Linked DNA regions of Homo sapiens: region 2 is linked to region 1. The links are chromatin loops, found by intact Hi-C in ENCODE. Cell type or tissue: psoas muscle. All regions are shown on one strand.

Evidence for each region. A loop is a pair of places that touch in the nucleus more often than their neighbours do. Peaks named below come from ENCODE experiments on the same cell type or tissue, not always from the same donor. Only the 100,000 strongest peaks of a DNase experiment are listed, where the experiment ranks them.
Region 2: a loop joins it to region 1, with 3 times the contacts of the local background. A loop is called at or near these places in 4 of 110 quality-filtered maps.

Annotation. Positions count from the first base shown.
Region 1 is chr14:58,050,853-58,058,852 of GRCh38, forward strand. The region is part of intron 5 of ARMH4 (armadillo like helical domain containing 4); the gene reads right to left. Among named protein-coding and RNA genes, the nearest start is that of ARMH4, 97 kb to the right of the region's middle. In psoas muscle, no CTCF peak of the experiment used is centred here; no DNase peak of the experiment used is centred here.
Region 2 is chr14:57,490,467-57,498,466 of GRCh38, forward strand. It overlaps CCDC198 (coiled-coil domain containing 198), which reads right to left and starts at 3,391. Exons shown (of 6, transcript NM_018168.4): 1 at 3,027-3,391; 2 at 523-605. The coding sequence starts at 3,249. It overlaps LOC105370519 (a long non-coding RNA gene), which reads left to right and starts at 569. Exons shown (of 5, transcript XR_007064194.1): 1 at 569-1,573. In psoas muscle, no CTCF peak of the experiment used is centred here; no DNase peak of the experiment used is centred here.

The DNA.
Region 1 (8,000 bases):
GCAACCACCTGTTCTTGTTTGCCAGATAGAGTGTCTGGCATTAAACTCTTCCACATCTTAATGGTATCAACAGTATGTGACATTATGTCACAAATAGAAATAAAATCGGATGAAAGACATTATTTAAGGAAAATTCTACAATTAAAGGAAAGATTCCCTATTTATTATTCTTTCTACACTGTAATGTCAGGTGATAACTTTTTTGGGGAATGCAACTATGGTTGATCAGGCACCCATACGAGATTCAAGGATCTATTTGGGGGAGGGGGTTAACAAATCTACTATTTGTTCTTATGTTCTTGCCAATGATCATCAACGATACAAAATCTGTGGCAACTTAGCAGGTAAAAATGGTTTGAAGAGCAGCACAGAGGATAACAATGAAATTAACCACATCAATTTCTAGGGCCAGCTGATGACTTCAGAAAATACCACATCAGCCAAGCTGCCCCTCCAGAGTAAATAGATTCATCTTTTCTCAGCAGCTTCAGGCTCCTAAGAATGGGGAGGCTAGAAAATCTAACAGATGACACAAACCTCTGAGGTAAGACCCACACTCACTCATTCTAATGTGCACACTTCATGGCACACCACTGGTCTAGGCCAGGACTACTGAATGTTCAACTGATGGAACTGTCAGCCCAGCCAAAATTACAAAAGGAATAGTTCCACCAAAGAAAATAAGTACTTGCACTTGAATAACCAATACATTCATTCAGAGAACCTTTACAGGGTAGAGACAACTCTTTGCCTCTCTCTCCTTAACTTTTAATAAAATAAGTCATTATCTGTTACACCAAACCATCCTTGTCCTTTTCATTCCAGGGCATCGTCTAGACTGAAGTCATTTTTTATTTAATTTCTATTTCTTCAAATTGAACGGTCTTATATGAACTCTCTCCTTGACTTCTGGAGGTCCCTCCAGGCTCCAAGCTTAGTGTCCAGTCTTCACTTTGCATCAGGAAGAACAAGGTGACAGTGGCATGCTGCTTCCCCAACTGAGTTTCATAGAGCACTCTTTAAAAGACAGCTAGGCCTGATTATCTAGTTAACAACTCAAATATACAGAAAGAAAGAGAAAACCCTATTCTAAGCTTGAATGCTAAAAACAACTTTCAACCTCTCGATTCTGTTCCAGACCACTTCCAAAGTCCTGATAAATTACCCAAAGGGTCTCTGCCTTCCCCTCCCTGCCCTGCCCTTACTCTAGGCCCTGGTCATCTCCCAACCAGATTAGGCCCAGAATTTGCAACCCCTGCTGGCCCAGCATCCAAGGTCCCTCCTTCGGATTCACTTAAACTTTTTCATCTTCCCAGCTACAAACGCTGAGCTCCAGTGAGACCAGGGACTGTGTCCTGCGCACCCCCATGCCCCTGTTCCTCTTATTCTCATTTCCTCCACCACACCTGTGCTCATTATTATACCAGCTACCATTTGCTGGACCCCAGTAGCTGGGTGCCAGCTCTGTGCCAAGTATCTTACACACATCTCACACAGTTCTCAAAAGAACTCTGCTGCTATCCCATTTTACAATGGAGGAAGCTAAGGAAGAGCGGGTTTCATGGGAACATTCTAAAAATACTAGATTCGAACTGCCTCCTGACTTCAGAGCTTTTTATTTTCCGAGCTGTCCGTTTGTGTTGGTTTGCCTCTGGGTGCATTCCCTCAGTCGACCACTCCCTCTATATTGAAACAGTCCTTTCCATTGGCTTCTGTGACACCACGTTTCCCCTCACCTCTCTGGCTGCTCCTTCTCAGCTTCTTTGGAGGGTCTGACTTACTCTACTTCACCTGTGAATTATAGTAGTTCCTCAGGGTCCAGTTCCAAGCCATTATCCTTGTCCCTCTGACCTCGCACCCTAGACATCATCACCGACTCCCATGGCATCGTTACCATCCAATGCTGGCTGCAAAGCTCACAGTTCCAGCTCTGCCTCTCCTTTGAGCTCCAGACATTTCTCTCCTTCAGTGTCTCATGTACCTCAAACTCAACATAACCAAAACTGAACTCGTGATTGCTCCCTCTCCCCACCCCTACTCTTCCCCTAACTCAGGTTCTGCCCTGCTCTCTCTCATCTCAGGGAGAACACCCCTACCTGCACACCTGCATCATCCAGAAACTAGGAGTCCCCTTTAACACTACCCTTCCCTCGCTCTCAAGATCCAGTTGGCCACCAAGATCTTTTGATCCTACCTCCTAAATTACTCTTGAATCCATCCACTCTTCTTCCTGTCCCAGTAAAAGCCATCTTTCCTGTTGCCCAGTCTATTGTGACAAGCTCCTCACTGGCTTCCTCACATCTATTCTTGTTACTTCTTCACTCCACTTCCACTCTTTATATAGCAGTCCTTACAAGACATCCTGCAGCCGGAGTGATGCCTTTAAAATTCAAGGAGAACATTAGCATATGTGCTATTCTATCCTATTTTATGTGCCATTCCATGGCACCCATGTGCTATTCCACGGCACCCCATTGCTCACAGCATAAAATCCCAAACCCTCACCCTGCACAGCAGGGTCTTGCAGGGTTTGGTCCCTGTTGGTTCACCAGCCCCCAGTGCACTTCCTGCTGGCTCCAGGCACAGTGGCCTTCTCTGAAGTCTTCAAAAACTTCTTCCTGCCCCCACCCTTCATAGATCAATTCCCTTCCTCAGCCCCTGCTTCCCTTCTCTATATATCTCGGTTCATAAACACATTCCCAGGGAAGCCTTCTCTGACCCCCATCAGGCCAAGGCCCCTGGTAGAAGATCTCTAGCCACCTAATATCCTTTATAGAACTTGTCATAACTTAAAGACTGGGGATTACTTGATGAATGTCTGTCCCTTCCCCACCCCAACTAAGATGCAGTTACCACGAGGGCAGTCCCTGTGTCTGGGAGCACACTGTCTTCTCTGGCATTGCATGATCCTCACCTAAGGATCCTCGCCTCGCCTCCATAACTTTTGTTAGTGGAGAATGTTCACATGTGCTACAGGTCACGTCAGTCACAACCCCATTCCGTAGTGACAACCACACATGGGTCTTTACGTCATGTTTTTCACTTTTCTATACCATACAGTGCTTATAAATATTCTATCACATGCTGGATTTTAAGCTCTAGAGAGACAAAAAGATTTAGCTTCTCTGAGTTGGGATGTTAAGAAAATAATATTTAGATTTAGCGCCCTTGGTACGTCTCAAAGACTCTGTGAAAAGTATTTAATCTACTATCCCCATTTTACACATGAGAAAACTAACACAGAGAAAAGCAAAATAACTTACACAAGTGGTGGGGCCAAAAATCAAACCCTGATCTGTTGGGCCCAGAGCTCAGGGTCAAGTAGAGCACATGAGTGATGGCAAGGACAGTCTGTGACTCTGCCTGTGAAGTGGGGAATGGAGCTAAGCAGGTTTTGTGTGAATGATCACATAAACCTCCCACTTCTCTATGGAGACTGGTAACACACAGATTCTTTGGCATTACCACGGCCACTTTCCACTCCTTTCAGTTTCTATGTTGGCCAGCTGAGTGATGGGAAAGGCTTTGAAGTCATACTGAATAGGCAGTGAAGATTTAGCTGCCTGCAAGATTATATCTATACGGTTTCTTAACTACATAATATCCAAGGACATCGTTTCTTCTTCCAAAAGCAATTATGTGGTAATGTCACTTGCCAGTGAAACCACCAAGGCCTGCAGTAGTACATACAATTTGTATGTGATGGTTTATGCACAAAGTGCTACGTTGCATTGAAAATTTGGATATAAAATATAATGTTCCAGGCCAGGCACAGTGGCTCATGACTGTAATCCCAACACTTTGGCAGGCTGAGGCAGGCAGATTACCTGAAGTCAGGAGTTCGAGACCAGCCTGGCCAACATGGTGAAACCCTATCTCTACTAAACATACAAAAAATAGCTGGGCTTGATGGCAGGCACCTGTAATGCCAGAAGAATCACTTGAACCTGGGAGGCAGAGATTGCAGTGAGCCAAGATCGTGCCACTCCAGTGTGTGCAAGAGAAGGACTCTGTCTCAAAAAAAAAAAAAAAATAATAATAATAATAATAATAATAATGTTCCATACCTCACCATTTAATTTCATTTGGGTCTGGTTCAGGGCAACCAAATATGCTCATGATTTCCCACCTGTCCTGGTTCAGACCATGGAGTCACCCTCTCCCTTACACCTGGATTTCAAGAAAGGCACACACTACGCTGCCACTGCTAAATAAAGAAAGCCATGTAAACTTTCATAACTTCACTCTAATAGCTGCAGTGACTGCCCCAAGCCCTGAGGACTATTCAAGCCATTTGCTAATGTGTATGTCAATAGTCTCTATTATAGACAGGAAAATAAAGCGCTAAGAAAAAGTATTTCCAATTTGATTCTCTATGGGGCCACATTTCCTCTCATAGATTAATTCTGAGACAGAAAGCAACAAATATGTCCCAGGACAGATAGCTGTATATAACCTCTACTCACCACGTGGAATGAAACAGCATTCAGTTAGACTTTTCTACCATTTAACAATTAGTTTCAAAGGCTTATGGAGTACACGAAAGTGTGCTAAATTTATAGGAGAAGATGAGGTAGAATAAATAGGGCTCTTTCCTGGGTGTCAGGATCTTACAGTCTTAAAAAGATAACAGATACAAATCACTGTAATATGAGGCAACATAATTACCCTATATTTAATCAGCTAGTAGCAGAACATCTTTAAGTGTCATGTAAATGGGAAATATTCCTTACATCCTTGCTCAAAGCTCAGTCCACAGACCAGCAGCATCAGGGAATCATCTGGGAGCTTGTTAAAATGCAGAATCTCAGTCACCCCCCACCCTACACCTCCTGAATCAGAATCTGCACTTTAATCAGATGCCCAGATGACTCAAATGCTCAACAGAATTTGGAGAAGCACTGCTGTACTTATTTGGTACTTAGTCACTCCTACCAGGAACAAACTTGATGGAGGCTGACTTCAAAACAGGGACTTGGATTTTTATAGAATAAATGCTTAATACACTGTTTTAAAGTGAATCTCTAAGGGATTTGTTTTAGGATTTAAATGTACAAAATATGATTCAAAAGCTCAGCAAACTACATGGTCCTGCATTTTAATATCCTGTAAGTACTCAGACCCTTGCCTGAAAGGCTAAAGGATTTAAAAATAAAGCTCTATTCGTAGAGGTGAGAATATTTCCTTTTAATGTGTATTAAATTGACCTTGCAGAAGCCACTGGAGGAGACGGAAACTTTTATCCAGAAGTTCAACTTGGTGATAATTTTTTAGAGGGAGTGCCACCATAGGAAACCAAGATGGGATTTCTCCCAACTTAAGAAGAGCTGCTGAATCATAGAATCATAAAATTTGAGCACAGAACAGATCTTAGAGGTTATTCTCTCAGCTCTGCTTCATTCCCAAAGAAAATCATTCTGCAGTACTTCATATCTATAGTATCTTTATCAAATGAGTTCCAAATTATTCATATTCACCAACCAACCAATCAACCAACTTACATATACTGTTTGATCTTCTTCTGATACCTTCAAAATGCTATGATATACTTGTTCCTTTACAAAGCCCATAGTTTAATGAAAGGAAATAAAAGCTCTTAGCAAATAAAGTTGTATTAGTTATGTCCCATGAGATGCACAGTGAAGAGATGCTTTAGGAGGAGAAAGGGAACCATTGAGACAAGGTGATCAGTGAGGGCTTCATACAGCTAGAAGAAATCTTGGAGATGAGCAGTCCCAGGTCTTCCTTCATACTAAGGAAACTGAGGTGCAAGGGGTTAGGCATGTGGCCAAGGTCATAATGCAAGCCTCGGGCTGAAGTAGAGTCAGAAACCAGGTCCTGACTAATTCCTTCTACCATGCCACACAACCCCTCATCAGTGTTGGCTCTCTAAGGCAAAGCTTGCTAGTTGTCCATTGAAACCCATTCTCCCCTTTTTCTGTAACAACAAAACCCTAATCTGGTCATGGGTTGCCTACCTGCCCTAGTTTTCTAGTCTTTTGCAGTTAGATATGGCCCTGTGACTATGTTTTTGCCAATGAAATGTTAGTGGAAGTGATGTGCAACTCAGGGCCCACACCTGAAGAGAGTAAGTTTGCCTCCTTCACACTCTCCTTCCTTCCCACCAACCATACCCCAGACATCAACAATGCCCTACTAGGTGGCAGAGCACAACTTCAGAAGGACCCTGGATCCCTGAATGATTTGTGGAGCAGAGCACCTACCAATTTGGAATGCTTACCTCACACTTTTATCTGAGAAAAAAAATAAACTTCTCTCTTCTTTAAGGATCTCAAACCAATATAGTATATAACCTATGTAATATAACTAGAGCGATGTTAAGCGAAATTGTCTAAGAAATACAATAAGAAGTATGATGCTTTCCTATTTAAATAAGAAGTACCTGTTTGCATTGACTCTTTGACCTGGCTCAGTGCCTTGCACATATGAGTAGAGAGAGAGATTTTACAGGACACTTAGGTACTACGCAATTTGTTAAGCAGTTTACATATGCATTAAATTATTTAATCCTTACAACAACTTTATGAACTATTGTCTTCAATTTACAGATGAGGAAAATATACAGCTTAGAAGGATGAATTAATTAAGTCATATAACTAGTTAGTGTTGAGTAGAATTCAAACCTAGGTGTTACTAGCTCAAAAGGTGGTACTCTTGTCTAAAATGCTATCTTCCAAAGGGTGTGTGTGTGTGTGTCTGTGTGTGTGTGTGTGTGTATTTTGATGGACAGAGATCAAGTGAATGAAATTAGCGTGGCAGGTAGATGTAGTGACCAAAATGCTGGACTGAGAGACAAAAGACCAGGGATTCTCACAGGTTATAACTCTGGGAAAACTATTTAGCTGCTCAGGAGCTAAGTGTCCTCTAGAGTAAAAGTGTTACCTGAACCATATGATCTTTAAAGACAAGCTCTAATGGTCTGCAGCAAATGTGCAAAGACCCAGCTGTCCCTTATTCACTACCACCTATGCAACCACTCTACTTTCAAATCAACAAGAGAGAGGACCTTGCTAGAGAGATAGGTTAGTAAACCTATTTGAGTACGGCAACACAGGAACAGTACAGTATGAGAGTTCAAACAAGCAGTATAAAACAACCACAGTACACACAGAAACTCAAATGCATGGAGCTTCAGCATGTCATAGGTTGTTTACTCTTTTTCCTGTTCAAATCTAGTTTTCACTTTTTCTTCAGCAAAGGAAGATAGTATAGTCATCCCCAGTATCACGGGAAATTGGTTCCAGGACAACCCTTGGATACCAACATCTGAGGATGTTCAAGGTAATGATATAAAATGGTGTAGTATTTGCATGTAACTATGCACATCTTCCCATATATTTTAAATCAACTCTAGATTATTTATAATACCTAACGTAACATAAATGCCATGTAAATAGTTGTTATATTATTTAGGGAATAGCAACAAGGGGAAAAGTCTGTACATATTCAGTAGAGATACCTTTTTTTTTAAGTGAAAGCAAGTTTATTAAGAAAGTAAAGGAATAAAAGAATGGCAACTCCATAGGCAGAGCAGGCCCAAGGGTTGCTGCTTGGCTATTTTTATGTTTATTTCTTGATTATGTGCTAAACTCATGAATAATAAGGGGTAGATTATTCATGAGTTTTCCAGGAAAGGGGTGAGCAATTCCAGGAACTGAGGGTTCCTCTCCTTTTTAGAGCATACGGGGTAACTTCCTGATGTTGCCATGGCATTTGCAAACTGTCACGGCACTGGTGGGAGTGTCTTTTAGCATGCTAATGCATTATAATTACAGTATAATGAGCAATGAGGACAATCAGAGGTCACGTTCGTGGCCATCTTGGTTTTGGTGGGATTTGGCTGGCTTCTTTACCACATGCTGTTTTATCAGCAAGGTCTCTGTGACCTGTACAGATATTAATGCAATTTTTAAAGAATATTTTGGATCTTCAGTTGATTGAATTCACAGACACAGAACCCACGGATACAGACGGCCCAC
Region 2 (8,000 bases), 560 kb before region 1:
ACAGTTAAGAGTACAGACTTTGGAGACCTGGTTGATATCTGGCCTCTGTGAGTCTTTGGGGGTAGTTACTGAACTCTCTGACTAGCATGTATAAAACAAAGATAATTCTTCCTTTTTCATAGGTGGCTAAGAAGATTAAATGAATGACATAGATTGAATTGCCTAGTATAGTATCTGACTTGTAGTAGGGTGTAATTAAATAGTAGTAGCTGTTATTATTTATTACAAGTTGTTTTCCCATAGTCACCCAACTAATCAGTGCTAGATTCAAGCCTCTTGAATTCCATGGTATCTATGTCCTTGCTACTAGCTTCTTTCGGTGGCTGGTCTTAAAAGCGAAATCATTGCTAAAGGAAATCTTAAAGTAATAGAGTATTTGCGATTGATGACATTTTTCTTTAAGAACATTCTCATTAATAGCTTGGTCCTTATCAATATCCCTCTTTGATGATTATAGTTTAAAAAGGGATGTTACCATTTTATCCAAGAAATTCCTTATGAAGCCTTTTAAATTCATCTTACTTGAAGTCTTTGGGGTGGATGCCTTTTAATAATACTTGTTTCTCTGTGTTCCAGTGGGATGTCAAAATACATGTCTCTGGATGCTTGAAGGATTGGGGAAGAAACAGGAATAAAACATTAAATATAATTTACTATTAAATCAGGCAATCATTAGTTACTAGACTTTGTCAACACAATTTTGTACCTTTTCAGTTATATATGTCTAACCTGTGGGTTGAATGTGGAGATGAAACACAGAAAGCAGGGAACCTACATTAGTGCACATGACACTATTTTAGTCTGGACCCAGGATTTAATATCTGCTCTCCTAACTTCCTACTCAGGTTCATACTTAGGGGGAGAGTTACAAAATTACCAATATGTTGACTGCAAATATTTTTCAAACAGAATTTGGCCTGGAAAATAGAAATTTATTGACTTATTTTAATTCCATAAAATCTCCTCCCTGAAATATAAGACATCAGAAAAATATATAACTTTAAAAAATGAAAACAATCTTCTTAGATGAAATAGATGATAGATAGATAGGTGATTATACAGAGATGAGAAAGAAATGGAGTACGTGTGAACACAATTCAATAGCCCCTTTAGTGAAAAAAATTTCCACAGGTTGCCACTGTAATACAGCATATCAATATTCTTTCCTGATGAAACAAGCTGGGGATACAGAGTTAAGCCTCTATTAGGAAACAGAGAGGCTCAACAGATCCATTATGGATTTTATTTTCCAGCTTGATTATCCTGAGCTCTTGGGAGTGCTACCATGACCAGCGCTGCATGAATGAAGTTCTTGTCCTTCCCTTTTAACAATCTGGACACATTCTGACTTCTAGATTGTTTCATAGACTATTTTACAGTCCCACTTTGCATTTTAAATGGAAAAATCCCTGGGTAATTATGCATCTCTCTCCTTAAGACATGTGAATAACCACTTCAAGGACTTTGTTCTCTCTAACTTTTAGTGGGATGGAAACTATGTCCTTATTTTCTTTTGAAAAGATGCCAGCATATTGAGCAGGATGGAAACAACAAACATACTGGATTTAACAATGTAAGTATTTTCAGCTATTTTTTCAGAAGGCTTACTAATCCTTATTTTTTTTATTTTAGTGACATTACTCCATTATTTAATTAGATTTTCCTCAACTGGCATAGGCTGTGTCAGGCATTTATTTTTACCCCTGATTACAAGTGAAAAAAATTGATGAAGTAACTTGCCCAAGGTCATTCGATTTGGTATTTGATGGAGCTGGGGTGAGAATATGGGAGATCATGAGGATTCTCATGATCTTGTTATTTATTTTTAAATGTGATTTTGTCACTTCAGACATAAGCTCACCATTTATTCAGTTACCTAAATCTTTTTTTTCTTTTAATTGAGACAGAGTCTCTCTCTGTCACCAAAATCTTAAAACTCTCAATGGGGGTTTGGATAAAAAGGGAATTCCTCAATAGGAGCATTGCATACTCTTAGTACACATTCACGCTCCATTTTTTAAATCATGTCTATCACCTATCCCTCTATCTATCATAAAAAAATTCCTAAGGGGAAAATTCCCATCCATGTGCTTAAGAACTTGAAGAACATAAAGAACATAAAAACAGGCCATATAGAAACAACCAAACGTTATCAATTCTGCAGACAATAGCCATGAAAAATCATTCCAGGCAAGATTTGCTAGGTACCAAAAGAGAATGTGAGGCTTTCTGAACAAGGCATCCAATAAGGGAAACTTATTTGTGTTATTGATCCAGAAGGTGAAGAAAAGGGAAAACAATATACATATATATATGTATATAATAAACATATATTTTTCTAAGTGAGAATGTCTGTTTAATTATCATTGTGGTCATCATAAAACATTTTACATGGCTTATAAAATATCCCAGGATTTATGGCCACTTCAGGCTCAGAGCTTCCAATCATAATGGGAAAGAATTCTGTTAGTTCTGCAGATGACCATGAAGAATGTGGGGTTGGGAAAAGGGTGACTCATCCACTCCTCTGTACTGCAATAAATCAATACTGTTTAGGGTGGTTTCAAAATTCATGTTAGAATTAACTCACTCTTAAAGTGTTGCTTTCAAAACCACAAAGTCTGGTGCATTAAACTATACTGGAGAGAATGATTTAAATTTAGAATCTAACTGAAACGCGATTGCTATCATTTATCACTAGTATCTATATAATTTTAATGGTCTGGCAAAACTAGGTATAAACATTGAAAGCATTACAAACTGAGCTGAAACAAAATGATTTATCCTTCTCATATGGAATAGTGAAAAGTCCTTTGTACAGTTTATACTCCCATTCTAATGAACCCAGAATACTTTCAACTGATGTTCAATCCTCATTGAAAGATTTGAGTTTTCAAAGATAGCCTAAATTCCTTTACATTTCAGGAATTTAGAAACTTTCTGAGATCATGGAGACAGTCAGATAAACCTATTAATAATGCTCCTTGGTCCAGATACACACATCTCATGCTGGGTTTTATGTTTACCTGTAGAATATCTTCCATACCAGTTTTCTTGTAAAGGTGGCAGCTGCCCTTCCAAGGCTTTATTCTGGTCCTGCAGTCTTGCCAGTGAATATGAAGTCTTTTCTTCCAAATTCTGATTGAATGCAAAGTCCACACGGCCAGCCGAGGGAGTCTCTACCTCTTTGTTTTGCAAAGGTGCTACTTTGATCACCCTAAGGTGAGTCTTAGAGTGACTCAGGCCCATTTCATGTGAAAGACATTCAGAGGAAAGCTGCGAGGGAAGTGGTTTTGGGGTCTTTAATATAGCTTATTTTAATCAAAGCATTTCAGAAGTTTACCCTCGCTTTACAAAGCAGTCATTTCCTTCATGGCATCCTTCTAGCTCTGTTTCACTGCACACTAACCCTTTTGGCCACTTCCTGGGAGGCTGGTTTCCATGGAGACTTCCCTTCAACTTTGCCGTTTCAGACCCAAAGAATCCAGTTAAACATTGACTTGGTTATGCTACTTTCTGAAATACTCAGTGATAGGAATAGAAGCCACTGTTGATCATTAAACAAATATCGAACACCAGGAAGGTTATTAACAGAGAGAGATGTAGAGCAGAGGTTTAGAGAAGTCTTAAACTTGACCCTTTCATTGCAAGTACCTTTGTAAAAAAACTAACTGCTGAGAATAGCTAAGCCATCTTTGCAATTAAGAGGATGCATGCTGATTGCCAAGGCTTTGTTAATCTTTAATTTAATTAAAGAATTTATCCCCCAAATAGGAAAGAAAGCAGCGGAGCGGCTAAAGCGTCATTTGATTTTTCTGTCGATGACTTGAGTTGCCTTTGAAGGGGGTGAATACATTGCAGGACAGGAGGATAATAGAAATTTTTTTCCTGGGGATAAGGGGAAAAAATTCTTGAATAAATGGTCTAAGTAAACCTTGAGTTTTTGAAGATAACCTATTTACTATGTTTTTAAACTAAATTAAATTAATTTATTTATTTTTGAGACAGAGTCTCACTCTGTCACCCAAGCTGGAGTCACCCAAGCCCAGCGATCTTGGCTCACCACAACCTCCGCCTCACCAGTTCAAGTGATTCTCCTGAGTCAGCCACCCAAGTAGCTGGGATTACAGGCACCTACTACCACCACACCTGTCTAATTTTTGTATTTTTTAGTACAGAAGGGGTTTCACCATGTTGGCCAGGCTGGTCTCGAACTCCTGACCTCAAGAGATCCACCTGTCTTGGCCTCCCAAAGGGCTGGGATTACACGCATGAGCCACAGTGCCTGGTCTATTATGATTTTTAAAGTAGAAAAAAAGACTGGAAGGAAATGTGCCGAAATATTGAGTAGTGATTTTTGAATGGTGGGATTATGGGTGATTTTTATTTTATTCTTTATACTTAGAAGTGGGACTAACTTTCAAGCTCTAATTGTTCATGAGCACAGATTACTTGTGTTTTCATCACATCTCCATAAAGAAATTAAAAGAAAATTTATTTTTCATCTTTGCAGAATCCATTTCCTAAGGGACTAAGGTGATGTTTGGAAAGTCTTGGTAGACAATCACGTTTATCTAAAAAGATGCCTGAATTTAGTTTTTTCCTTACTCTCTTTGCATTTTCCACATCATTTTCTCTGCAGCAGAGAGGTTTATAAGTAAAGACTAATATATTAACAGTATCTGCAAACACAACAGCCTCTGGTAAACAGACTAGCTTAATTACAAGGATAATAATACTTGAGTAAGGTCTAGTAAGATTTATTTTTTAGTACAATCAGTTTAAGTATTTCTAAGGGCAGGGGAATGTATTGCGAACTAACAAATGAACTAGACATTGTACTGAAAACTGTGGACTTCATGGATCTGGACCAGTAAGAGGGATTCAGCTCTTATGTTTTGTTTTATTATTATTTAATTTTCAGACAATATTTGTGGAGAACATGAGCCTTTGTTGAGGAAATTGGTTAGTTGTTGAAGGAATAATTAAAGAAATAAAGATGCATTTCTGTGCTTCTTTCTCTTTTCATTACTAGTGACTATCAAGCTTTGTGACTTTCCTGATCTGTGAAATGGGGTTAATAACAATACTTTGTGGGAAATGAACCTGATTCCATTTATAGCTCTTAGACTAATACCTGGCATGTAGTAAGCTCACAGTAATCATTAGCCAGTATCCTCCTCCTCTGAGGAAGTATTGCTACATATCTACATGTACATAGGATAGTCTTTATTGCCAGTTGGTCAGAAATTAAAATAGACATATTCCTGTCTAAAGGAGTTTGCCCCTAGGTATAGAAAAGACCAACGAGGGAAGCGTAAATTCATCTGGCCAATTTAACTGGGAAAACCACCATGTCTAAGGATTATCATTAGAAAATATTCATACACTGAAAGGATTTTATTAAAATTTGATAGTGAAACATTTTAATTTTATTAAAAGAGAAAAAGAGTTTAATTTCACTGATAGAGTTAGATATAAGATGTAATTTCTTATTACCAGAGTTGTAAAACATTAAAAAGCTCTCACCCAACTAAAACCTTGACTACTTCCCAAACACTTTGTGATACTTTATAATGACCACTCCCTAGTTCAAGAATGACTATGACTATACGTTATTGTGTGTAAAAATGATAAAACATGCTGTTATTTGTAACAGTCAGAATTCATGAATATGGAATGAGAATATTAATTTATAAAACTCTTAAGATTAGCTAAACTTTTCTAAAGCTGAAGGTAGCATCCAGAGAAAAATGTACTAAGAGAAAGTGGCGAGGCCCCAGAGGAGATGGAGAGAAGCAGGAACTCACAGCCAAGTGTACTATTTCTGCCAGGAAGAATCAAAGCCCTCAGCCTGGAGCATCTCCACAGGCAATGTGACCTTGAAGTTCCCAAGAAATAGCCGTGTACAAGCTCCTGGTGCTTGGACCTTTCTTGCCTTCTGTAGAAAATGCCTTCCTTCAAGACACAGAGTGAACCAAGCAATAAGGAGAAGGCAAAGTATAATGTCTATTTCAAAATATACATTCATTTTGAAGTTAAAAATCCTAGCTTTTGTTCTGGGTTCACTCCTAACTAGCCTTGGGGACAAAACTATTAAGGAATATTGTTTAGTGAATATAAGTTCTATAGAAACTCAATACACATTCATTATGAGATATGTGGATTTTTCTGCTCTCTAATAAGAGAAAGTTTTACACTTGAATGATGGGAGGCAAGATCCAGGTCTTTAAGTGTGAGTCTGCTATCATACTTAAGAGAGTAGGTGCTCTCTAAGTTTCCTTACAACCTCCTATAGCTTGATTTACACTGTAATATCTATTTAGAGCCAGCATAAGGAGAGAAGCTTTCCTTCCTGTGTGGAAACATTACCTACCTTTTTCCATCAGATTGTGATTTGATAGCTCTTGCCTTAGTTTTGATGGATTTCCCAGAGTCATCTACAATCTCTTTCCCCATACCTTGGTAAGATGACTGCCTGGAGATAAGGAAAATGCCTGGGATGAACAAAGACATCTATTTTCTGCAAGTAGCTTACCAGCTAACAGGAATTCATGACTGCAGTAGCACTATGTTCTGAGAAGCTACCTAGAGAAAACCATGCAAACACTTGAGGAATAGTAAATCTTAAAGTTTAAACAACCTAATATCGGATAAATGAGTTTCTTTTTTTAATGAGCTGTGGGTAATTTCGTTTGGATGTTTTATATTAAGCAAGTGACAAAGGCTAAGGTGATATTCCTTAGGACTGGATGGTGGTAGTCTGGAGTCGGGTTGGTTAAATTGCCTTTTGATCCTTCAGCATACGGTTTTCTTGGAAAGGCTTCAGAAGGGATTTAAATCAACATGTGTATAAATATTCCATACAGTTGGACTTCATTCAGTCAGTGGGGCTTAAATTCTAAATGTTTATAGGTTCTTAAATTAGGCTTCTAATAAAGTTACAGCCTTTTTCTGCAATGGATCTGTAATGGATAAGCAATCACTGGAGGCTTTTCAGCAGCAGTGTGAATTATAGGTTTGCATGCTAACTAAGCAGAGTTGATGTATGACCCGAACCTTAATTTTCCTTCCAGTGATTATTTTCCTCCCGATTTATTTATATATTGATGTAAAGGTGACAGTGTAATCAGACCTACTGGGTTTGGAAGTGCTCAAGCAAAACAAATGGAAAAAATGTTAACTGAAGCGTCTTGTATAACCTCTTCCATGAGATCAGTTGTATACGATTTGTCTCTTTACCCTTTGAATGCAATCTGCAAGTACATCATTGAATGAAATGCTAGAATCATGCCTTCGCACACTATACTACTCTGAAGACAGCCAGTGCGTGGGTTTCTTAAAATGTATTGCCAATGGATTTAACCTAGATAAAATAATATTTGTATATTGTATCTCTAAAAGGAACATCAACCTTTGGTTATCATAATCCTTTTTATCTTTTAAATTTTTATTTTATTTTAAGTAGACAAATACCTGTGAATGTTTATGGGGTACAGTGTGATGTTCCGATACATGTATACCTTGAAAATGATTAACTCAGGGTAATTATATCTATCACCTCAAATATTTATCATGTTTTCTTAGTGAGAACACTTAACATCTTCTCTTTTAGATATTTTGAAATGTACATTATTAACTGTAGTCACCTTGCTGTGCAATAAAACACAGAACCTATTCCTCCTAACTGTAACTTTGTACCCATTGACCGATGTCTCATCTCTCCCTGCCCACCCCCTATTGCCTAATCCCCCAACTCCACCTCCCCATCCCCAGCCTCTGGCAACCACCATTTTACTCTCTACTTCTGGGAATTTGACTTTTTAGATTCCACATACAAGTGAGATCATGTGGCATTCACCTTTCTTTCTTTCTTTCTTTCTTTCTTTTTTTTTTTTGAGATAGAGTTTTGCTCTTGTTGCCCAGGCTGGAGTGCAGTAGCGCGATTTCCACTCACTGCAACGTCCACCTCCCAGATTGAAGCAATTCTCCTGCCTCAA